4 separate regions of the Mus musculus genome follow, and regions 2, 3 and 4 are each linked to region 1. The links are chromatin loops, found by intact Hi-C in ENCODE. Cell type or tissue: left cerebral cortex. All regions are shown on one strand. Each heading gives the region's core, and the rest is flanking DNA. Links, peaks and the distances in the headings are about the cores only.

What was found. Hi-C counts contacts between places; a loop is a spot of excess contacts. Peaks named below come from ENCODE experiments on the same cell type or tissue, not always from the same donor. Only the 100,000 strongest peaks of a DNase experiment are listed, where the experiment ranks them.
Region 2: a loop joins it to region 1, with 2.7 times the contacts of the local background. A loop is called at or near these places in 3 of 42 quality-filtered maps.
Region 3: a loop joins it to region 1, with 2.7 times the contacts of the local background. A loop is called at or near these places in 4 of 42 quality-filtered maps.
Region 4: a loop joins it to region 1, with 2.6 times the contacts of the local background. A loop is called at or near these places in 8 of 42 quality-filtered maps.

Annotation. Positions count from the first base shown.
Region 1 is chr6:135,825,915-135,830,914 of GRCm38, reverse strand. The region is part of intron 6 of Grin2b (glutamate receptor, ionotropic, NMDA2B (epsilon 2)); the gene reads left to right. Among named protein-coding and RNA genes, the nearest start is that of Gm14330, 24 kb to the left of the region's middle. In left cerebral cortex, for the core only: a CTCF peak has its summit at 2,759; DNase peaks (open chromatin) are centred at 1,779, 2,766, 3,420 and 3,849; H3K27ac peaks cover 4,656 bases.
Region 2 is chr6:135,737,210-135,742,209 of GRCm38, reverse strand. Grin2b (glutamate receptor, ionotropic, NMDA2B (epsilon 2)) reads left to right here. Exons shown (of 15, transcript NM_001363750.1): 12 at 1,128-1,288; 13 at 3,064-3,251. The region is part of intron 1 of Gm14329 (a long non-coding RNA gene); the gene reads right to left. Among named protein-coding and RNA genes, the nearest start is that of Gm14329, 6.8 kb to the right of the region's middle. In left cerebral cortex, for the core only: no CTCF peak of the experiment used is centred there; a DNase peak (open chromatin) is centred at 2,468; H3K27ac peaks cover 2,476 bases.
Region 3 is chr6:135,729,142-135,735,147 of GRCm38, reverse strand. It overlaps Grin2b (glutamate receptor, ionotropic, NMDA2B (epsilon 2)), which reads left to right. Exons shown (of 15, transcript NM_001363750.1): 15 at 1,200-6,006. The coding sequence ends at 3,050. It overlaps Gm14329 (a long non-coding RNA gene), which reads right to left and starts at 2,278. Exons shown (of 2, transcript XR_001785389.1): 1 at 2,136-2,278. In left cerebral cortex, for the core only: no CTCF peak of the experiment used is centred there; DNase peaks (open chromatin) are centred at 679, 1,194 and 2,613; H3K27ac peaks cover 795 bases.
Region 4 is chr6:135,522,231-135,528,236 of GRCm38, reverse strand. Gm25136 (a long non-coding RNA gene) reads right to left here and starts at 1,694. Exons shown (of 2, transcript XR_001785388.2): 1 at 1,210-1,694. In left cerebral cortex, for the core only: a CTCF peak has its summit at 3,151; DNase peaks (open chromatin) are centred at 1,266, 1,560, 2,277 and 4,895; H3K27ac peaks cover 2,335 bases.

The sequences.
Region 1 (5,000 bases), core at 1-5,000:
GCCGGCCCTGCTTCTCACTGCAGTGTCCAGGTCACAACATTCAAAGCTGGCCCGCTCTGCCTTCCTTTCCCAGCCCTCACCTCTCTCCACTCAGACTACATTCCAGGATAATTACAACCAACCTCCCTCAATATCCCTGGGATCTCTCTCTGGTCCATCTTTTTTGTACCTCAGTTTCTTCATCTATCAAATGGGGAGAGTAACAGTGCCTTCCTTTAAATTGTTGCTGTAAGCATCAAATGAGTTTTAGTTCATGGGAAATTCTTAATATAGTACCTGTCATGTACCAAGGTTTATCATAAATGTGTCCACTATGATTGCATTTGAACACAGTTTAAACAAATGATACAACTGAATCAGATTCTAGAAAAGAAGAAAATGACCCCTTATACACATAGAAACACACACTAAGAACAAATTCAATTTGGTCTTGAACCAAGACCAAAGCTAGGAAGCAGCAAATGAAATTGTTCATGTACTTGATGATGACTGAACAAGCCACCATGAGGACATGTGGCTCTATTCTCCACATTTGAGAGGCAGAAGCCAGAAGATCAGCAGTCCAAGGTCATCCTTGGGTATGTAGCACATTCCATGCCAACATAGGTTACTTGAGACCCTGTCTCAAAACAAACAAACAAACAAACAAACAAACCCCCAAATTGATAATGAGCATCCTTTCTCCTGTCATTCTGAGATGACTTCTGGGAAACAGGATATAGTTGAGGGATTGATCACTTGTCTAGTATTTTTGAGGACCTAGGTTTGATATGACTTTTTGCTCATGGACTTTCACAGTTCAAATACTAATGAGTAGCAAGATCATGGCAGATCAAGTCTCCAGCAGTCCGAGGGCTACACAGAGTCACGGGAGTATTGGAAATACTGTTTAGACTAAGCATTCTGTGGCCTCTCAGTAGCCTTTCAATAGCAGCCGAAGCACATAAGGAGGCACACCTATTTATGAAACCTCAGAGCGTGTCCTTGTGCTCTTTGATATACTTGGATCCTGTTTCATTGTAATAAACCACAACTTTGTGGTTGGTCATAAAGGACTCCCCTTTATGGCTTCTTCCATCTGCGGTGGATAGACCGGCTTATAACCATAAAGGAATTCCTTCCACAGGAGAACATTGTTTAATGATAAAAGACAAAGCCAGATTCAGGGTTGCATATAAAGGAAATGTTGGCGAAGAGGGAGACTGAGTTACAGCAACACCTGATACGTACATAGTGTTTTGTGGCCCACAGACATTAACATTCCCACAGTGTGACTGGGCATGAGCTTTGGCTCCACCCTGGAACCTCTGGGGAGTGCTAACTCTCAGATTCTACCAGGAAGCTCTAGAGATGAAGTCCGGTCATCCGAGGCTTAACCTATAAAACCCAGGGATGGTTTATAACAGACATTTCTTTTCCCGGGGGGAAGTATCTGTTTAATAGATACTTAAGCTGCTGCGCTGCTTCTGTCCCCTACTCTCATTTTATCTCCCAGCCATTAAGCTTTAAAAGAAGACCAAATCTTTATCCTTTCATAAAGGAGAGAAGAAAGCCATCAGCCCAGCAGGAAAGAGTTAAGACCTGTCCCAGTGGCTCTAGGAGACTCTAAGTGGCCCACAGAAGATGAATGCACCAAGCACTCTTCTAGGGATTGGCAGAGACCAGGGGAGGGCAGTTTTGAACAAAACTGACCCCTTCCCTGGCTTCAGGGAGCTCATTTCCTGGTGGGCGGGGCTAGGGAGCTAACACATGAGCAAATGAATGAATATAATACCAAGTGCTCTGGGAACCGTGAGCCAGGATGCGGTGGCTCTGAGCCATATGGTCCCAGCCTCAAAGGGCCTCCTGGAAATGCGATTATTCATAGAGAAAGTTGCTACTTGTATGTGTACCAATTGTGAAACATTATTTGGGGAAAGTTTAAACCATGACTGACTTCAAGTAAACATTTAATTTTTTAAAATTATGCCGATAGACCCTCTGCTGAAATTTTATAAAGCTGTTGTGCCGAGACTTCAGGCACATTCCTACCCATGGAACGGAGCAATGTGGTGTTAATATTTGATCTCCTTTTGTTGTTATGCTGTGGCTAGCCCATAGAGAATGAGATGAATTTTTGTAACCATTTCAATATTTATGCTTGCGTTTCCCAACAAAGCATGAATGTTCATTGTTCACTACGAGCTATGTATGGTAAGTTGCCTCTCTAATCTGCTGTCATAAGCGAACATGACATCTTTTGGCTTTCTTTCCTGACTGTTAATTATGGCAATTATGTCACTTTTTTACTTGTCCTCACTTGACCCTGTAGCATCCCAATGTGACCTTACACAGGGACGTGGTGCAGATGGATATAAAACAGGAAGTTCTCTGTCTGTTTTTAGATCATAGATGTGATCTGTGTGTCCTATAGGAAAGATGGGACATCTAAAGGTTAAATTGGCTCCTAGCACTTAAGGATTCAGATTTCTGTAGAATTCTGGATTTCAGAATCTTCTAAATATCAGAGAGAGCAGCAGCAGCAGCGGACTATCGCCCTTCTGGAGCTAAGGAGAGCAGTCTCCTTTGGCTGCACTACACGTTCTCCATTTCCACCCCTGGAGACACTGGAGAGTCATCTCCAAGAACAGAGAAGATTTCAGAAAGCACCCATTCCTTGTTTAAGAGCTAAAATGTGTGCCTTGGGAAAGGGCACACTGGGATTAAGGGGTACCCAGTTTATCTGGCCTTTTGGTGCCTCCCTGCAGTTCATCTTGAGGTCTCTAGAGGGCGACTGAGACTTCTGTGCTATGTCTTCGAAGTCTGAACCACCTCAGTCTGTAATACACTAAGTCTCCCATTTCACCTTAGAAAACAATAGACACTGGGTGAAGGCCCCTCTATTTCTCAGGCAACAAAATATAGAAACAATATGCCACCATTTAACACCTTAAAGCGTTGCAAGAGGATTTGGAGTGATCCAAAAGTACCAGTGGGCCCAGAGGAGAAGGCTTCAACCAAGAGTAAGGAGGGCTCAAAAAGGTATGTTGGTGGGGAGTAAGAGAAAGAAGTGTAGAATTAAAAACAAACAGACAAACAACAGAAAAATAAATAAAAACAAAAACCCCACTCCCCTTAGAATAGGAAAATGCCGTCACATCTTAAATGTAAAATGAAAAAAAAAAAACTGACAGCGATTAAGGGAGGAAGGGAGAGAGAGAGAGAGAGAGAGAGAGAGAGAGAGAGAGAGAGAGAGAGAGAGAGAGAGAGAGAGAGTGTGTTAGTTCAGCGCTCCAGATAGAAAGGAAGAAGGTAATGGCATTAATTGCTTGTATATTTGTGCAAGTTCTAAATAAGGATGTGAGGGGAGGGCCTAGTCTCTCTCTGTTCCAGGAAAGTGGCATTTTAGATTCTCCCACATCCTACTCCTGAAGTTAGAAGCATTCCATCTCAGAGTGGAACTGGTTCTTCAGAGAACCACAAGGATCATGTAGCCACATTTCAGAGCACAGACAAATCCATCCCGACTGGCTTTTCTGCAGTCTGTGAGAGTCTGGCCTTTACCCCCCTGTGCTGTCAGCATGCAGTCAGCTTTAGTCTAAGTCCGCAGACATAGGTGAAGGACTCAGTCATAGAGACCCCTGCATCAGAGGCTAAGAGAAAAATCAAGGCGAATGTGACAGCTCACTCTCTCTCTCTCAAGGACTGTGTGCACTTAGCAGAAGGGATAAGAAGGTCAAGAGGCAGGGAAGACTATGAGGAGCATGCTGCAATGAGATACTCCCTGGACATGGCCCCTGCTCTTACCAAAGTTCTAGCTCAGCCTGCTTCCAAGTGTGGGCGGAGCTTGGAGATGCAGGAATGGGATAAGCCAGAAGAGATGGGGGCGTAGCTTAGAGATGCAGGCATGGGCTAAGCCAGAAGAGATGGGGGCGGAGCTTGGAGATGCAGGAATGGGATAAGCCAGAAGGGATGGGGGCGGAGCTTAGAGATACAGGCATGGGATAAGCCAGAAGAGATGGGGGCGGAGCTTAGAGATGCAGGCATGGGATAAGCCAGAAGAGATGGGGGCGGAGCTTAGAGATGCAGGCATGGGATAAGCCAGAAGAGATGGTGGCGGAGCTTAGAGATGCAGGCATGGGATAAGCCAGAAGAGATGGGGGCGGAGCTTAGAGTAGCAGGCATGGGATAAGCCAGAAGAGATGGTGTGCTGCTGCTTTTGAGATGAACTTGTACGATGAACTCCTCTCTTGGATTACTCTTTCTCCGTCTCATATTCCTTGATCTGAAGAAAGCTCACCATACTGTTGCAGAAAAGCTCTCTCACATGAGGAAGAGCTCTGGTCTCTGACCAACAGCCAACAAGGATCTGGGGCCTGCCAGGTGCCATTTTCCAAGCCGCCCAAAAATCTGACTGTGGGTTTAGTTACAACGTCCAACCTGCGGATCCAGCCAGGCTGCACCTGGATTTCTGGCCCATGAAAACTATGATTTAAAAAAAAAAGTAGCCGGGCACACGCCTTTAATCCCAGCCCTTGGGAGGCAGAGGCAGGCAGATTTCTAAGTACATGGCCAGCCTGGTCTACAGAGTGAGTTCCAGGACAGTCAGGGCTACAGAGAGAAACCCTGTCTCAAAAAACCAAAAAATAAATAAATAAATAAATAAATAAATAAATAAATAAATAAATAAATAAATAAATAAATAAAGTGTTTTCTTCGAATGCATTTTGTGGTGAAAATTTCACAAAGTCATAGATAATAAATGAAAAGGATTTAGAGAATAAAATGACATTTCTGATTTTAAAATTGTGGAAGGATTTGAGACTATGATTTTAAATTGGTCTTCATGAGGCAGGTCACAATGGATAGAGAGTACTATTACAGCCAGAGGTAATGGAAGGTGAAGTGTGTTTTTATTCATAGGATAATAGGCTTTCTGACTTGTCCTAATGGTAGGTACAAACAAGAGACTAGAGAATGACCTTTAAAGAACCATTGGCCCTGGAGGCCATTAAAGGCAA
Region 2 (5,000 bases), core at 1-5,000, 89 kb after region 1:
TCTTGAAAACTGGGCATCATCAACTCCTTATTATGGAGGAAGAAGAGGTACATCTTTTCTGTCAAGGAACACAGTCATTAAGTAGTAAGTGGCAGAGTTGGTCATCATATCTGTTTTAATCTCAAGCTTAAACTATTAATGACCGCATGAAGGTCTAGTTCTCGGTACTTAGTCAGTAGACATAGGGAGTCGCTGAATTTATAGAATCAATCTAGGACTCTAAACCAGAATAACAAGTACTGAGGGATCATTTTGGGCCAACTTGATAGAAGGGAGAATTCACAGGAGGTTCCCCAAAGCCGTTGCTTTGAGCTATATTTTAAAATGAAGAAACTGAGTTGGCCCAAAGAGAAGGGTGAGTGTGTATTAAAGAGATGAATTTGGTGAGGCTGTGAAAATCCAAATGGTCAAATTGTGTGCTCTGGAAGCATCATTAAGACCCAACTCATTGAAGGGTAATAGCTATGAATAACGCTGATGTCATAGAGACAGGATCCAAGGAATTTAAATTCTAGTGCTAGGCACTGGAGAGACACTCTCAGTGTTTAAGCAAGCAGGGAACATAGCTAAAATAACATGTGAATTATCCAATAGCTGGTTTAGGATCAACAGAATTTTGAGTGCTTTGAAGGTCAAAAGAAAATTTCTTAGCAAAATATATTCAATATTCAAACATTATTTCCATGACTGACATGCTGTGTGACCTTAATTGTAGAAGGACAATGTGATTGGGCCTCTGAATTAAGAGGCCTGAGTGCAGATTTTAGACAATTTTTGGAAATAAAAGTGACTAATGTACCACAAACTATATCATGCCACTTTCAGGCCCATCATCACTGGTATTGTGTCGGATGCATAGAAGGAACACACAGGGTTACAGATTAAACTCGGGACTGGGCAAATAGAAATCTCTCAACAATACGTATTAAATTGAGTTGAACTGAAGTCCACTTCCAGAAGGCAATTACTGCTCCTGAGTGAGGGCTAATGTGTTTGGTGAATTATAGTCGGTTCCTTTCCATTATAAACTCACTAATGCTGACTTAATGTCTCTTCACATTTTTCTAAAGCATTTCTTCTTTATTCTGTCTCTGTCTCTCTCTCTCTGTCTTTCTTTCTCTCTCCAGTTCCAGAGACCTAATGACTTCTCACCCCCTTTCCGCTTTGGGACTGTGCCCAATGGCAGCACAGAGAGGAATATCCGTAATAACTATGCAGAAATGCATGCCTACATGGGAAAGTTCAACCAAAGGGGTGTAGATGATGCCTTGCTCTCCCTGAAAACAGGGTAAGAACGGCCTCCAAGCTCAGAGTGATACACCTCTCACATCCACTGGACACAGTTTGAACTTGAACCATACTCATTAAATCAAAAGACTGTTTCCAAGTCAAATTTGATGGCATTATTCCAACCCTTGTACAAGAGTTCTTATGATGTTACTTGCTTCTATATACCATCCTGCAAATTGTTTTCTGCTTGCATGAATGTGGGCATGGAGTGGAAAAGAAACAGATCAAAAACTAAAAAGGAAGCGTCAAGGAGAGAGCGCATATCTGTTACACATGAGCTGTAGTCTAAGAGGTGTAATAGACAGTTCCGGTGTCTAGGGAGAAATGAAACAGGAAGTGTGCAAAATTTGTAGACGGCAACAAGTAGAAATGTGTTGATTGATCCCCAATTTCAGCTTTGATTGTCACTCCTGATAGCCATTCTCTGTACCCAGAGTGTATTTGTTCACAAGCTGTTAATGCAGCGATTTGGGCACACTTGTCCTTTAGTTGGAGAAAGTGAAAGCTATGAAGAATGGCCAGCACTTGAGCACTGTAAATGTCGAAATTTGGAGGCCAATGGGTCATACAGCTGTTTCCCTCTCTCCTATGGTGACCGTGGACCTCCTCTGGCCACCTTTGCGTCTTAAGGTTCCCAAGTACCACCTAGATTTATGGCCATTTAGAATGTGGAGGCATTCAATCTCACTGTTCTGAACAAAATCACAACAGGTTTCAGAAGACAGGATCTGAGGTTAGGGTAGGAGTGCTCTGGATAGTCCAAACTACGGGATCCGCATAGTTCTCAATTATACCGGATGCTTGGTGTTTGGGCATGCCACCAACCTGCATTTTATAGGATGCATTTTGTGAAATTGCCTGTTGCTAGTCATATCAAAAAGGGCTTGTGGGCTTGTTTGTTTGTTTGTTTGTTTGTTTGTTTCCCTTTTTCTTGAGGAGTGACAAAGATGCCTAGCCTGTAACTGTTGTGCAGGCTTGCATGCCCTGCTCACTTTCATGCCTGTCACTTGCATGGCTTTATCTGAACTGCTCCCTCAGCCTTTCGGTGTGGAAACGTTTGGAAACAGTGATTGGTGCATGCCGCCTCGCTCTTAGCCCACCCCATCTTTTCTTGGTGCATCCCTTCTTTGCAAAGCTCAATGTTTCACGCAATGTGCATGTAGGCTTAGGAATCTGAAAGTCCTTGGTCCTTCTGAATGCTACCTTCTTGCAGTGCTGTGAATGTGCTCTCACACGAGCTTGCCACCAGCCTGGCCCCTCAAAGCAGAGTCACACAGCACAAGAGAATGCTGAATTCTTTCTGACCACCAAAATAGCCACATATCTACTGAAACATATACACCTACACTTTCCCCCACTCTGGACTGTAATGAACTGAGAAATGAAAAATGTTATATAACTCTTACCCGTGCTATTTGTTATCACTGCGGTGCTTACTTTTCATTATTTCTGTTATTATTTTTATTGATTCCTTTTTACTCCTTCTCCTTTTCAGACACAGCTTATGAGTTGGCCTCAGGCCCAACTTACATTCTTATCACTCCTGGTGGGAGGGGGGAATAAAAGAAACAACTCCTTTCAACCTGAAGTCCCATCAAGGGCAGCCTGGGATGCAGGCTTTAGACTCTGACAATAGTCCAACTTGAGCCTTACTGTGAGCCAGTCCTCCACATAGCTTCTGCAACCCTACCACTTCAGACTAATGCCCCAGTAGGTAGTACTGTTGTGTAATTTCCTCCTTAGTATATGTTGGTTCGCTTCTTTCTTGTGCAGGAAACTTGATGCATTCATCTACGATGCAGCCGTGCTCAACTACATGGCTGGAAGAGACGAAGGCTGCAAGCTGGTGACCATTGGCAGTGGCAAGGTCTTTGCTTCTACGGGCTATGGCATTGCTATCCAAAAAGACTCTGGTTGGAAACGCCAGGTGGACCTTGCTATCCTGCAGCTGTTTGGAGATGGTGAGTTAAAGTAAAGGGGAGTGTCCACTTGGCCTCCACCAATAGCTGTTCTGAAATAGCAACCTTTATCCTCTATTTATCCAAATCAGCATGTCACAAGATATGATTAGATTGGAGAGTACGTTTTGAATTCTTAGGGCCACCATAACAAATGACAGGAATGGTGTGATGTAAACAGTTGAATTCGTTGTGTTGAAGTTCTGGGCACTACAGGTATCAGTACAGGAAGCTTCACTTGGAAGTGATGAGGAGGAATCCTCTGTATGCTTGTTGAATGGCTTTTGATGTGTCTTCTTGGTGCTCTCTTCTTGTTGGTTCCACTAGGTATTCCTTGACTTGTCAAAGCACCACTCAGATCTCTACTTTCATCCTACCTGGATGAATGTCTTTCTCCTGTATTCATCTTTCTCTGCATCCACCCTTTTCTTAAGGCCAATCACATGAGGTTAGGGGCCTGCTGGGGATTGCAGTGTGCTTTGCCATTATTAATTGCATCTGCAATGACCCAATTTCTAAATCACACCCTAAGCTACCATAAAGGTGTGGTTTAATATGAGAATTACAAGGAGACATACTTTAACCTGCACTGGGTAAAGATGAGGGAGGAATTAAAGTAGTTGGAGATAAGGGAACATTTGAAGATTGTGTGGGACTTTGATGCCTCCGGGAATGAAGTAGGCTACAGTTAGATGTCACCCTACATGTGGCACAACACCAGACAGATGTAGGGCAGTGCTCTTTCTATTCCAGGAGGAAGGAAAGTGAAACAAATGTTTGTCTGTTTCTACATCCTTCATTCTGTCCTGCCACGGTCTTCTGGTTGAAGAGGTGGAGGGCAAGGATCCTCAGATGTAGATACCAGAAGGCATTTCCTGTGTCTTTCTGGTCATGGGCTGAACACTGAGAAATGTATCTCACCGGACTACTATCTTCTGCATTTCTCTTCATGTCCTTGCCCAAAACAGTCTACCCATAATCCTCACACACAAACTAATCTAGATAGAGATGATCTTCACTCTGCATGGTTCTGAAGTCCACCAGACACGTGGGTCTGTCAACTAGGTCCATGGGACATTTTTTATTAGGGAAGACATCAGAGACACAAGGCCAGGGTCAGGTTTCCAGGTTCCACCTGAATCTGGCTTCTACACTAGTTAGAAAAAGCATTGTTGAATCAAAGAAGAGAAGAAACGTGAGTGGATTTCTATAAGAACGAGTAGGGGTTTGTAGCTGGAATGCTGATAAGCCATGCTGGTATAACCAGTAGTCACAGCCAAATGGATCCAGACTCTATTACCAAGTAGATCAGTAGAAAGGATTTTGGGATTCATTGTGCTATGCAAATGCAAAATTTTAGCAAACTAGACTTTCATTTGTATGAATTAGTGACATCCTGGAGTAGGTACTTGTTTTCTTTGTCTTTTGCTTGTTTGGTTGGTTTTGGTTTTTGGTTTTTGGTTTTTGGGTTTTGGGTTTTGGGTTTTGGGTTTTGGGGGTGTTGTTTGAGATGTTTACATTTCTACTGATTAGTGTCTAGTGATAGTAGGTCAGAGTCTGACACAACTGGAGAAGTCCTTGTCCCTTTAAGCAGAGTTGAGAGGAGGCAAGTTTAGGTGATCATGTTTCATTCCAGCTTCCTCCTCATTTGGGTTTCATATTTTCCTCTAAAAGACTTCTGAAATTCTGAGAGAGCATAATGATTCAACCTCTTTCAATCTCTGTCTACCTCTCCTTCCTCAACCTAATGTG
Region 3 (6,006 bases), core at 1-5,000, 96 kb after region 1:
ACACTTGGCATTTCTTCCTGACCACTGTCAAGAGGTCAGAAATAAGAAGCAGAAAGGGAGTAGAGTGCCCTCCAGGAAGACCTTGTGTCTCACAAGGCCTGACACTTCTTGGCCACATAGCTACCATTTTTCCCTCTGACCTTTTCTGTTCTCGGTCCTGACCGCTCAGATAATCTTCTTTTCTAGACTAACCTTCTTGTGTGTAAAGACACCGTTTAAAGCCACTTCTTCATCTGCCTCACCTTGCTAGGGAAGTTTGTTTGCCTTTCAAGCAGCACATGAGAGATGAACAGTAGCTGACCTGACTTGAGATGTGGGGACACTGTCTGCCCAGGCAAGCAACCCAGCCTTCCTCACAGATGCTGTTTTTCAGTGCCCCGAACAAGTAGCTATTTGCCTGGCGTTCTTCATCAATACTAATTTGATAGAACATTAATTATTTATGATAATATTGACTATAAAAAAGAAAGCAAGAGTTAAAGGGTGAATAAAGGAGAGACCTCAACAAGGGAGTTATTCATTCACATTGAGCTCTTGATATTTGTCCCACTTTTTCCCTCCCACAGTGTAGGCCACAGCAGTAGAAAATCCTTCTTTGACCCCAGGGCTTTCCAACTCTCTGTGTGAATTCAGTTCATGCTTAGCTGCAGAACAACATTGCTCCCTTGTTATTTGCTGATCAAAATTCTAAAAAAATAACTGTTCAAAATCGGTCAGAGCCAGAAACAAGAAGCCACTGTGAGCAGCATCAGCCAGGCTTGGCCGACCAGAGCTAAGTGGCTCTAGTGTCTATGGTGCTTCCAATATTCTGCTCCTGCTTTTTGCTATATGTCTACAGCCTGGATCCCTTTATAAAATGTAAGACTCTGCATCCTAAATAGGAGGGAAACCCAAGATAGATCGCGGGTTTAGTTGAGGCACGTAAGCCATGTCCTCTGTTTATTTGAGTCCTCTGGTATGATCACTCCCCTCCCTGATGGCAGATTATGATCGTTAGCTCATGAAATGAAGTTGGCTGAATTCAAGGGGCTACATCAACCAAGCTTCTAGTCACGTTTTCTGTGAATTCAGCAAACTGCCTGCCTCACGATTCTCCTATCTTTGTCTTACCTCATTAAATCATCAGTGGTAGGGCACTGTTGTTTATGGTGTGTTTGGGTTTCTCTAAATTCAATGTGTACCATCCTATATCCCTTCAGGGTATCTACAGCTGTATCCACGGAGTAGCTATAGAGGAGCGCCAATCCGTGATGAACTCCCCCACTGCCACCATGAACAACACACACTCCAATATCCTACGCTTGCTCCGAACGGCCAAAAACATGGCCAACCTGTCTGGAGTCAACGGCTCCCCCCAGAGTGCCCTGGACTTCATCCGCCGTGAGTCCTCTGTCTATGACATCTCTGAGCATCGCCGCAGCTTCACGCATTCAGACTGCAAGTCGTACAATAACCCACCCTGTGAGGAAAACCTGTTCAGTGACTACATTAGTGAGGTAGAGAGAACATTTGGCAACCTGCAGCTGAAGGACAGCAATGTGTACCAAGACCACTATCACCATCACCACCGGCCCCACAGCATCGGCAGCACCAGCTCCATTGATGGGCTCTATGACTGTGACAACCCACCCTTTACCACCCAGCCCAGGTCAATCAGCAAGAAACCCCTGGACATTGGCCTGCCCTCCTCCAAACACAGCCAGCTCAGCGACCTGTACGGCAAGTTCTCTTTCAAGAGTGACCGCTACAGTGGCCATGATGACTTGATTCGATCAGATGTCTCAGACATCTCCACGCATACTGTCACCTATGGCAACATCGAGGGCAACGCAGCCAAGAGGAGGAAGCAGCAATATAAGGACAGTCTAAAGAAGCGGCCAGCCTCGGCCAAATCTAGGAGGGAGTTTGATGAAATCGAGCTGGCCTACCGTCGCCGACCACCCCGCTCCCCAGACCACAAGCGCTACTTCAGGGACAAAGAAGGGCTCCGAGACTTCTACCTGGACCAGTTCCGAACAAAGGAGAACTCGCCTCACTGGGAGCACGTGGACTTGACTGACATTTACAAAGAACGTAGTGATGACTTCAAGCGAGATTCGGTCAGTGGAGGCGGGCCCTGTACCAACAGGTCTCACCTTAAACACGGAACAGGCGATAAGCACGGAGTGGTAGGCGGGGTGCCTGCTCCTTGGGAGAAGAACCTGACCAATGTGGATTGGGAGGATAGGTCTGGGGGCAACTTCTGCCGCAGCTGTCCCTCCAAGCTGCACAATTACTCCTCTACGGTGGCAGGGCAAAACTCGGGCCGGCAGGCCTGCATCAGGTGTGAGGCCTGCAAGAAGGCTGGCAACCTGTATGACATCAGCGAGGACAACTCCCTGCAGGAACTGGACCAGCCTGCTGCCCCTGTGGCTGTGTCATCCAACGCCTCCACCACCAAGTATCCTCAAAGCCCGACTAATTCCAAGGCCCAGAAGAAGAATCGGAACAAACTGCGCCGGCAGCACTCCTACGACACCTTCGTGGACCTGCAGAAGGAGGAGGCCGCCTTGGCCCCACGCAGCGTGAGCCTGAAAGACAAGGGCCGATTCATGGATGGGAGCCCCTACGCCCATATGTTTGAGATGCCAGCTGGTGAGAGCTCCTTTGCCAACAAGTCCTCAGTGACCACTGCCGGACACCATCACAACAATCCCGGCAGCGGCTACATGCTCAGCAAGTCGCTCTACCCTGACCGGGTCACGCAAAACCCTTTCATCCCCACTTTTGGGGATGATCAGTGCTTGCTTCACGGCAGCAAATCCTACTTCTTCAGGCAGCCCACGGTGGCAGGGGCGTCGAAAACAAGGCCGGACTTCCGGGCCCTTGTCACCAATAAGCCAGTGGTGTCAGCCCTTCATGGGGCTGTGCCAGGTCGTTTCCAGAAGGACATTTGTATAGGGAACCAGTCCAACCCCTGTGTGCCTAACAACAAAAACCCCAGGGCTTTCAATGGCTCCAGCAATGGACATGTTTATGAGAAACTTTCTAGTATTGAGTCTGATGTCTGAGTGAGGGAAGAGAGAGAGAGAGAGAGATTAAGATGGGTGCGGGAGGGATAGGGCTGTGGGCCGCGTGGTGCGCATGTCACGGAAAGAGTCGGGGGTGAACTTGGCTCCCATTCGCTTTTTCTTCTTCTTTTAATTTCTCTATGGGATCCTGGAGTTCTGGTTCCTTACTGAAGGCAACCCTCGTGGCCAGCACCCTTTCTCCTCCCTTGCGCAGTTCTCTTCTTCCCGCGTCTGTCCACCATTCCTGTTCCCATAAGAGGATAGAACGGGCCTCAGTGTGGGAGGCTGGAGAGGAGACCAGAAGCGCTGCCTGTGTGCTTCTTCCTAGCGCAGAAGGGCTCTGAGCGATTCACTTTGAGCGAGGCTTTCCTGATACTGCTCTTTTTGTTCAGGCAAGGAAGCGAAGGTGTTTATCTAAGGAAGGCCATTGAACCTCCTGCTCCTAAGAGAGAAGAGGCTTTCTCTGAATTCTTGCTGCATGGTTGGCATCTGCTGAGGGGCCATGTGCCAAGCAGAGGGCAGGAAGTCGTTGTATATATATAAGCCAAAAAGATAATAATAATAATAAAAACTTTCTTCAGCTTCAGAAGCCTCAGGGGTGGTGAACCAAGGGAGAAGCCATTGGTAGAAGAGAGATTCCTGAACGAAGTGGGTAGTTCACTGCTACAGTGTCCCATGGTGCATTGGAAGCAAGAGTATGGGACTGTGTATGCACATATACATGTACACCTGCACTCACACGTAGTCAGGTGCCTCTGAATACAGAGAACGAAACCTCGACTGGCTGCTTCCTCCCACATACGAAAGCAATGCGCTTTTTTTTTTTTTTTTGGCTTATATATAAACTGATGTCACCCCAATTTGGGCTATCTCTCCATTTTTTCCTTCTTGAGTGAAGGTATAGAGATTCTTGATGAAGACGAATCCATATTGCAGAAAAGACAACAGAAGGAAATGAATGGAACTGAGTCAACCCTACAGAATACTTTGTCAGTAGCTGCTAATGCTTTCCACCAGCTTGGGCAGAGAGAGCTTTTCAGTAAGGCTGAAGGGAAATGGAAATAGCTGTGAGTCCTTTACTCATACTTAGAATCTAGGCATTCAGCCCCTTAGCTGGATGAGGTTTTGGGGAAAGCTCTTCGTATAAGGCTTTGTGAAAGAGCCATTACAGTAGGGTGAGAGAGGGGGATGTTTTTAGTCATTAACGGTAGGGTTAGTGAGAAAGGGGGATGTTTTCAATGCTTTGATCCCTTCTTACTTAACCTAGAACTGAAAGGGCAAGCAAATTCCCCCTGGATTGGTGATGTGTCAAGGGGACACGTGGGGGAGAGAAATGAGCTCATCGCCAAGGGTACATCCCTGGAAAGCCAGAGAGCATGAAGGATTGAGAAGTGGGAGCCTGGGTCCCTAGGCATGTGACTTGAAATAGTGCAAGCGCTTCGACAAGCCCCAGTTCCCTCTCAGATTGTACCACTCGACAGTGAATGTGCTTGCGTGCCTGCGTGTGCGTGTGTGTGTGTGCGTGTGCGTGTGCGTGTGCGTGTGCTTGTGTGTGTGTGTGTGTGTGTGTGTGTGTGTGTGTGTGTGTGTAAAACTACAGGGATGGGGGTGCTGGCAGGTGTGATGCCCCCTCACTTAAAGTTGGAAAATTAAGAAGGGAAATGAATATTTGTCACTGCCCGACCTGAAACTTGGGGTAGGGGTGTTCCATGGGTCAGTTCTGCTGCCCTGCCCTCCCCTCACACAGGGTGGCGTCCAAAGAGCCCTGGGTCTGTGTGGAAGCTTGACTGCAGGATCGCCGTGTGGCACACAGGACACATAAACCAGAAAGGTGCTTATTCTTCTCTGGAACGAAGCTGCCATGTCTCTTCACGTCACATCCTCCTGGCCTGCTTCTTGCCTTCCTGGTCGCCCCGCCTCATGGCCTCCCCTCATCCCCATACTCGACTGCTGTCTCCCACCTTCCTCCTTGATTTCTTTTTAATTTTTTTTTACCTCAGTATCTCTCATTTAAATGCCAACTGAAGGCCTTGTTTTCTTTCTAAAATGAACGTGGGGGCAAGGGGCTGAACCTCTCAACACCCTGGAGAGAGGAGCGCGGAGTGCTTTATTTTAGGTTCCAGGAAAGACTCTGAGAGAGGACAGAGGGCGTGAGGCGTCTCCCAGAGGAAGAAGGAGAAGGGCCATAGAAACATTGCTTCACTCTGGCTCTGTCCAAGGGCCAGAGGCTCATCCCCCACTCTTCCTCTTACCTCTCACCCTTTAAAATTTTAAAAAGAAAAAAAAAAAGGAAAAAAAAAAAAGAAAAAACCAAACCAACTAACCTAGCGAACAGCAATCTAGAAAACAGGGGGCTCTGGTGGTCTCCACAGGCCACAGAAATCAAGATGGTGTTTATTTGGTATGTAAATATTTTGTTTTCTAATTAATTTTGTATAGATAAAGTGTTCTCCTGTGAGTATTCAGGGTGTTGAGCCGGAGGGAGTGGGGTGGGGATGGGATTGAGGGGGGATTGTTTCGTTATGGGTTTTCATTTTCAGTTGGGGAAATTGTTTGACATGGCCTTTGTTTCAGAGTGTCTGGGAAAAAAAAAGTTAACGGGAACAGAAGCCACTATGGTGACTAAGCCAGGGGAAAGCCATTTATGTCCATGCCCCATCTCTGAAACCTGTCTTCCTGCGGATCTGTGAGAAGTGAGCACGCACTTTACCTGAGTTTTGCTGGGTCTCTATCAGTATTAAGCAAAACTTGGTCTGACTCTTGTCTTCTAGGGAGACCATAGGAAACCATCAATCTGTCAAAAACAAGCTGGTGGCATCAGATTTTTCTCTGTCAGTACCTAGGCTTACAAAGGTTCCCCAAAAGGGCTTGAAAAAGAATTGAGGTCCAGCGGCCTCCTTTCTTGGCATGGCTGAGAGGTTTCAGGAAGCCAGGTTCCGAGGAATCTCACAGCAGC
Region 4 (6,006 bases), core at 480-5,479, 300 kb after region 1:
GGGATAGAGAAATTCAGTAGATGCAGAAAAATGTGATTAAAAATAGCACAAAGACTTTCCCCACAGCTTGTTCCTCGCTTTCTCTGAGTCAGGTTTTACTTTGCCTATTTGCTGGTTCATTTAAGCAACAGTTGTCTCCCCGCTAAGCTCCTTGTTAAGGGAGCTGGTAGGAGATGACTAAGCCAAAGCCGTCTTTTAAAGGGCCCAGGAATCATGCAGGAGTCCAGCCACTAGGCCTTTACAGTAGTGCGGGAATCAAGCAAGGCATCCCATGATCTGTCACTTTCATTCCTCACAGCCCTGAGGCTTCCACTTGCTCTAAGAGTCTCTTTTGCAAATATAAGGGACTCCCCCCACCCATCCTTCCAGTGAGAAAGTAGCCTGAGGGTACACTTGCCCTGAGCCTTCTGCCAGACTTTTCCTGGAGAATAATGGGGTGGACTCCCCAGGTAGAGAAAGCCTGCAGGGAAAATGCCCCTAAGCAAGGTCTTTGTCTACTGCAAACGCAGCCACTGGTGTCCCTGACGTTCACTTTCCTGTGTTTGAGTCCCTGCTCTCAGGGGCCATCTTGCTCCAAGGAAAGCTGACATTGAGGACTAAATGGGTTTTTCCTTTAGCCACAGAAAGGCAGATTCCTCTTGTCCGAAAGAGGCAGAAATGGCACCTGAGTATACGCGTTACCTAATTTTCTACCATAAGTTACCAGCATAGAGTCATCAAAAACTTGCTTCAAAAAAAATTCTGTTCCCATGGAATACATTATATTTAAGTCCTAAAGATGCCCTGGGAAGCCCAAATTCAAGCTTCGATCGGGAATGTTTGCTTGGTATTAGCCTCAGTCCCAAACTGTAGTAGGTAAATGTATCCTGTAAAAGGGGCGGAGCTAACAATGGGCGACTGCCCCCTGCAGCCTTTCCCTCAATATGCCTCCATCTCTTCAGCTTCTGCTTCTGCAGACTCCACAAAGATGAGTGCTTCCTACACAACAGGTAAGTGAGGGCTCGAACAGGAAGTGTCAAACAACCAGTTCATTGGACTGTGTGACTTCCGCCCATCATAAGGCCTGGATCTAGACGTGTCCTACGTCTGTACAGTGGGAGCCCTGGTGCTGCGATGTCAATAGAGCTGTTGCAAGGGTTAAAATCCACCCCCCACCCCCAGCAAACCTCCGCCAACTGGTGAGAATTATATTTTTATTATGATAATTACCGCGGATGTCCAGATTCCAGGCAGAGCTGCGCCTGCGCTGTTTGGCTCTCGCCCACTCTCCATCTGTTTCTCTGAAGAACAGCGGAAGAAAGCTCTGGAAAGGCAGCCACAGACTGACTACAGAGTAGGTCGTGAGAATGGAGCAATGCTGTCTGTCCTGTGTGGCCTGGGTTACCGATAGGCTCTGGTCAGCGGGAAGGCATGGACTGGGCGTAGACCTTCCTAGCGAAGCCAGGAAAACACACTCGTAACAGACTGAGAGTGAATCTGCCCAAAGGCCGGTTGAAAACGGTCAATTCTCTATTCTACCGAAGCTATCCCTAGTGCTGTACCATAGCGATGTGTGACTCACGTAGATGTGCACAGCCCCCTACTTCCCAGACGACAATGAGAGGAGTTGATCATGTCGCGATGCAACCTACCAGCGCTCCTCAGTGTGAGGGTGGAATGTGCTCATCAGACTGTGGGAGGGGCAGGGGAGAAGGCCAGAGTCTGCCCTCTCTCTCTCTCTCTCTCTCTCTCTCTCTCTCTCTCTCTCTCTCTCTCTCTCTGTCTCTCTGTCTCTCTGTCTCTCTGTCTCTCTGTCTCTCTGTCTCTCTCTCTCTCTCTCTCTCTCTCTCTCTCTCTCTCTCTCTCTCTCTCTCTCTCTCTCTCTCTCTCTCTCTCTCTCTCTCTCTGTCTCCCCCCACCCCACCTCCGCTGGGTGCCTTGTTCTCTGCAAACCAACATTTATTAACACCGGGCCTGTCTAACATGGCTTCTCAACGCCTGTTCATTCTCTGTTCTACCTGTCTTTCCATCCCCGACAGCCCAACCTTTTCTCCCTAGCCCAGGCATCTTCCCAGCCTGCCTAGATGGAATGAAGAAAACTCACAAGATGGCCTTATGAACATCTGGAACACATCTGTCCACTGCCCTGAAACTGATCCCAGGTGGTGCTGGAGGGAAAGAGTTAACAACACTAATGAATAAGCCTAATTGATTACTAAGCACCATGAGCCTGGTGATAATACCCCATTGGAATCCTGCCAATCCCTGCCATTGGAATCCTGCCAATCCCTGCCACATAGCTACAGGCAGCTCCGTTTTGCTGGGGAAACAGGAAATGCAGGACAGCTCAGAGTGTCTGAAGCAGAGAACCACGGAGGACTCTGGATCCCAAGAGTGCTAAGAGTTGAGTAATAGAAGTATTTAATCTATCTCGATTGCATCCCTGAGGCTCAGCATGACGTCACCGCATTTCCAGCTTCACGATGATAACTATCTCTACCGCTCCTAAGGGTGAGACTGGCCGGGAGACAAAGGACCCCAACGAGTCCAACTGTTCTGCCTCTTTTCCTCTTGAAGTTAGAAATCCAGGAAATAAATCTCAAAGGCCAAGCACTCAGTCCATGGATATTTGTTATATAAGTAGAGATGGCCCTGGTAGTATTTTGAGGGATAAAGGTTTTATGACACCATGATTTTTTAAATGAATATTTTAAAAACATTTCATTTTATTTGTGTGTATTTGTGGAGGTCTGGGTGCCGATGGAAGGCAGAAACAGGTTTAGGGTTCCTTGGGGCTGGGGTTACAGATGGTTGTGAGCCACCCAACATGGGCTAGGGGATGAACTCAGATCCTCTGCAAGAGCAGCAACTGCTCTTAACCACGGAGCCATCCCTCAGCAAACATGTTGGGATGCCATCTCTTATCTATTACTGTTTCAGGTTTTGATGGTGTGCACTTTTTTTTTTTTTCCTAAAAAGCTAATAGTATAGAAAGGGAACATGGATCTTTGTGAAGATTCATTTACTGTCAAATAGCTGATTAGATACCTTGAAAATGTCAACTGATTAAACAATTAGATCCCAAATAAGATACACTTTATACTGAACTTGAAAGAAATCTCCAAGACCAATTTAAACCAATGATCACTACCGCCCCCTAAAGGGTGAGTTGGCTGGTGGGCGTGGGAAATTCAAGGTAATTGAGAGGGTAAGAATGCCTGCCCTAAGGGCAAATCCTGATGGCATATCGCTGTGGGGATATTAACCGAGGAACAGTAATAATATGGAGATATTAAGCCTGAGATGCTTGCAAGTCTCCAAAGAACTCATAGCCACTGAGGAGGAGGAGACCGTCTCCTAGAGCAAGAACAGGCAGATGCTCTCGAGAAAAGAGATCCTAAATGGCTTTTCACTTAGGACTTCTGGATTCCCAGAGATTAACAGCATGAAAACCCTAGCTCACAAAGCAAAGCCACTGTAATTGAGAATCAGGTCATATAGGACCAGGGTCAAGCAGACACCACCCCACTCCTGTCCCAGGCACAGGCCTAGAAAGACTGGCCAGAAAGAAGTGCTTGAGGCTTCCAGCCTCTCCCTATTCCTCAGAGAACAACTGGACCAAGGTGAAGCTGGACTCACTGTAGAACTGGATGATACCTCCTGTTTACACAGGAGAGAGTCTGAGTGGGAAATTGCTTTCTGTGCTGGTGTGGAATTATAGAACAAAGCTCCAGTTAAGTTAAAGGTGGTGCTGGAGTCACCAGCTCCTTTGAGGTTGAGTTCCAGCAGGATATCCATCATTGAACAGGGAATAAAGCTGAAGACACTCAGGGAGAATGGAAGTCAGGAGCCCCACTACCTCACTGCTGAGTGGCCAAGAAAACCCTACTGTTAAATAATTTAAATTATCAAATATCCCTGTAGGCTCGTGTTCTAGAGCATTTAAAGCCCTGATGCTTACTCTGAGAGGTGTCTTGGCTGATGGATGTAGACCACTAGGGGTGAATCTTGAGGGGTCTAGTAAAATCCCATCCTCACTTTCTGATCTGCTAAGACATGAGGAACCTCTGCTACGTCCCTGACCCTTAATCCCACCATGCCTCCCCACTGCAGTGGCGTGCAGACCCAGTGTGGAAGGTGGGATAGTAGAGTGTAAGTTATTTATAGAAATGAAGGGAGGGAGGGACCACAATGTTGAGACATTGTGAGAAGCTGCTACGATGAAGAAACCAAATGACTTTCACAAGTGAAGACTATCAATGCTGAAAGACAAAATGCTCGACAGCCCAAAGGCTGTGTTACACAGCTCAGTCTGCTCACAGCGACGGGCAGAATTCACAAACCAGAACTGAAGAAATTACTCATAAGACTCACAGAGAGTCGAGGAAATGGGAACTGGAAGGAGTGATGCAGAAAAGGGACGATGTCTAAAATGTCTAATCAGAGCTCAGAGAGCAGAATCGGAGTGGATGAAGAGAGGCAACAGGGGATGAGGCCATGCTGAGGCCTTTCCGGAACTGTTAAAAGCATGAATCCACAGGTTCAGGGAGGACTACATACCCCAAGTGACCACCGCACATATATCCATCTGAATGAAGCAGCAGAACGCAGAGAACACTCTCAGGTATTACCACAGAAGTTGCCATAACAATAAACTCTTAGTTTTACTGAGTACAGAGACATTACCCCCACTGTCACTGGCCTGCAAGGGCTTTCCTTGACGGGTTACTTGATCCATTTATCTATTTCTTTACCTTCATATCCCCACCACATTCCCGCTCTTCTCCCTGTTCACACACAAGCATTTTAGAGTGTTTCTCTCCCGTGCATATGCTGGCTAAGTGTGTGCTGTCACTTAGTGTGTGCACATTTAATTCAGGACATGTCACAGAATCGCCCATGGCTGTCCACTTCTATTTTTACTTCCGATTCTTAAGATCTATGTCATGAGGCAGAGTTTGCTCAGTCACAGAACACAGTCTAATAGTGAGTCATGAAACCAATTTGGTCAGACCTAACAGCCTTATGTAAAGAAGACAGAACAGAATGGCAAAAATAAAAAGTTATCATGTTGTAAAGGTAGATATTATTTCATAATATATTTTTTCTCATGTGTGTTTATATGCATGCATGTATATATACATATATGTGTGCAGTTCTGATCCAGATTGTAGTATGAGATATATTTCTTATTAGGACACAATCAGGAAACATTTGAAAACTGTTCCTTCATAAGATGCAGTAGACACACCAAGGAGCCAGTTGCTAGTGTTACTGTCTTAGGGTTTCTACTGCTGTGAAGAATCACCATGGCCAAAAAGCATATTGGGGAGGAAATGGTATATTTATCTTACACTTCCAGATCCTATTCAATCACTGGAGAAAGTCAGGACAGAAACTCAAGCAGAGCTGGAACCTTGAGGCAAGATCCAATGCAGAGGCCATGGAGGGATGCTGCTTACTGGCCTGCTTCACATGGCTTGTTCAATCTGCCTTCCTATAGAACCCAGGACAACCAGCCCAGGGAGGGCACCACTCACAGTGGGCTGGAACCTCTCCAGATTACCAATTGAGAAAATACCTTTCAGCTGGATCTCATGGAGGCATGTCCTCAATTGAGGCTCCTTCCCCTCTGATGACTCTAGCTTGTGTCAAGTTGACACATAAACCAGCCAATTCAATTCCCTAATACATAATTTTAGGCAATGCAAGGTGAGACCCAAAGTTTAATAGTGGATATGGTATATGTTTTGCTTATTAAAAGAGAGGGAGGGTACCTCTATGCTGGTAAGAAGAATGTATAGAGATATCCATAAAAATGAATATGAAGATATGAAATTTGGATTTCTAAGGCAACTTGGATTATTTAGAATTAGTGCAGCATATTGTGGGATAGGGAAGGACATAGCTAGAGACAGATGTATAGCAAAAACTATACACTCCATCTTAATTTCTACCTTATTATTTATGTGTGAGCACATGTTTGTTCACATGTGCATATGGGGGGTATATGGGTGCATGTGCAGG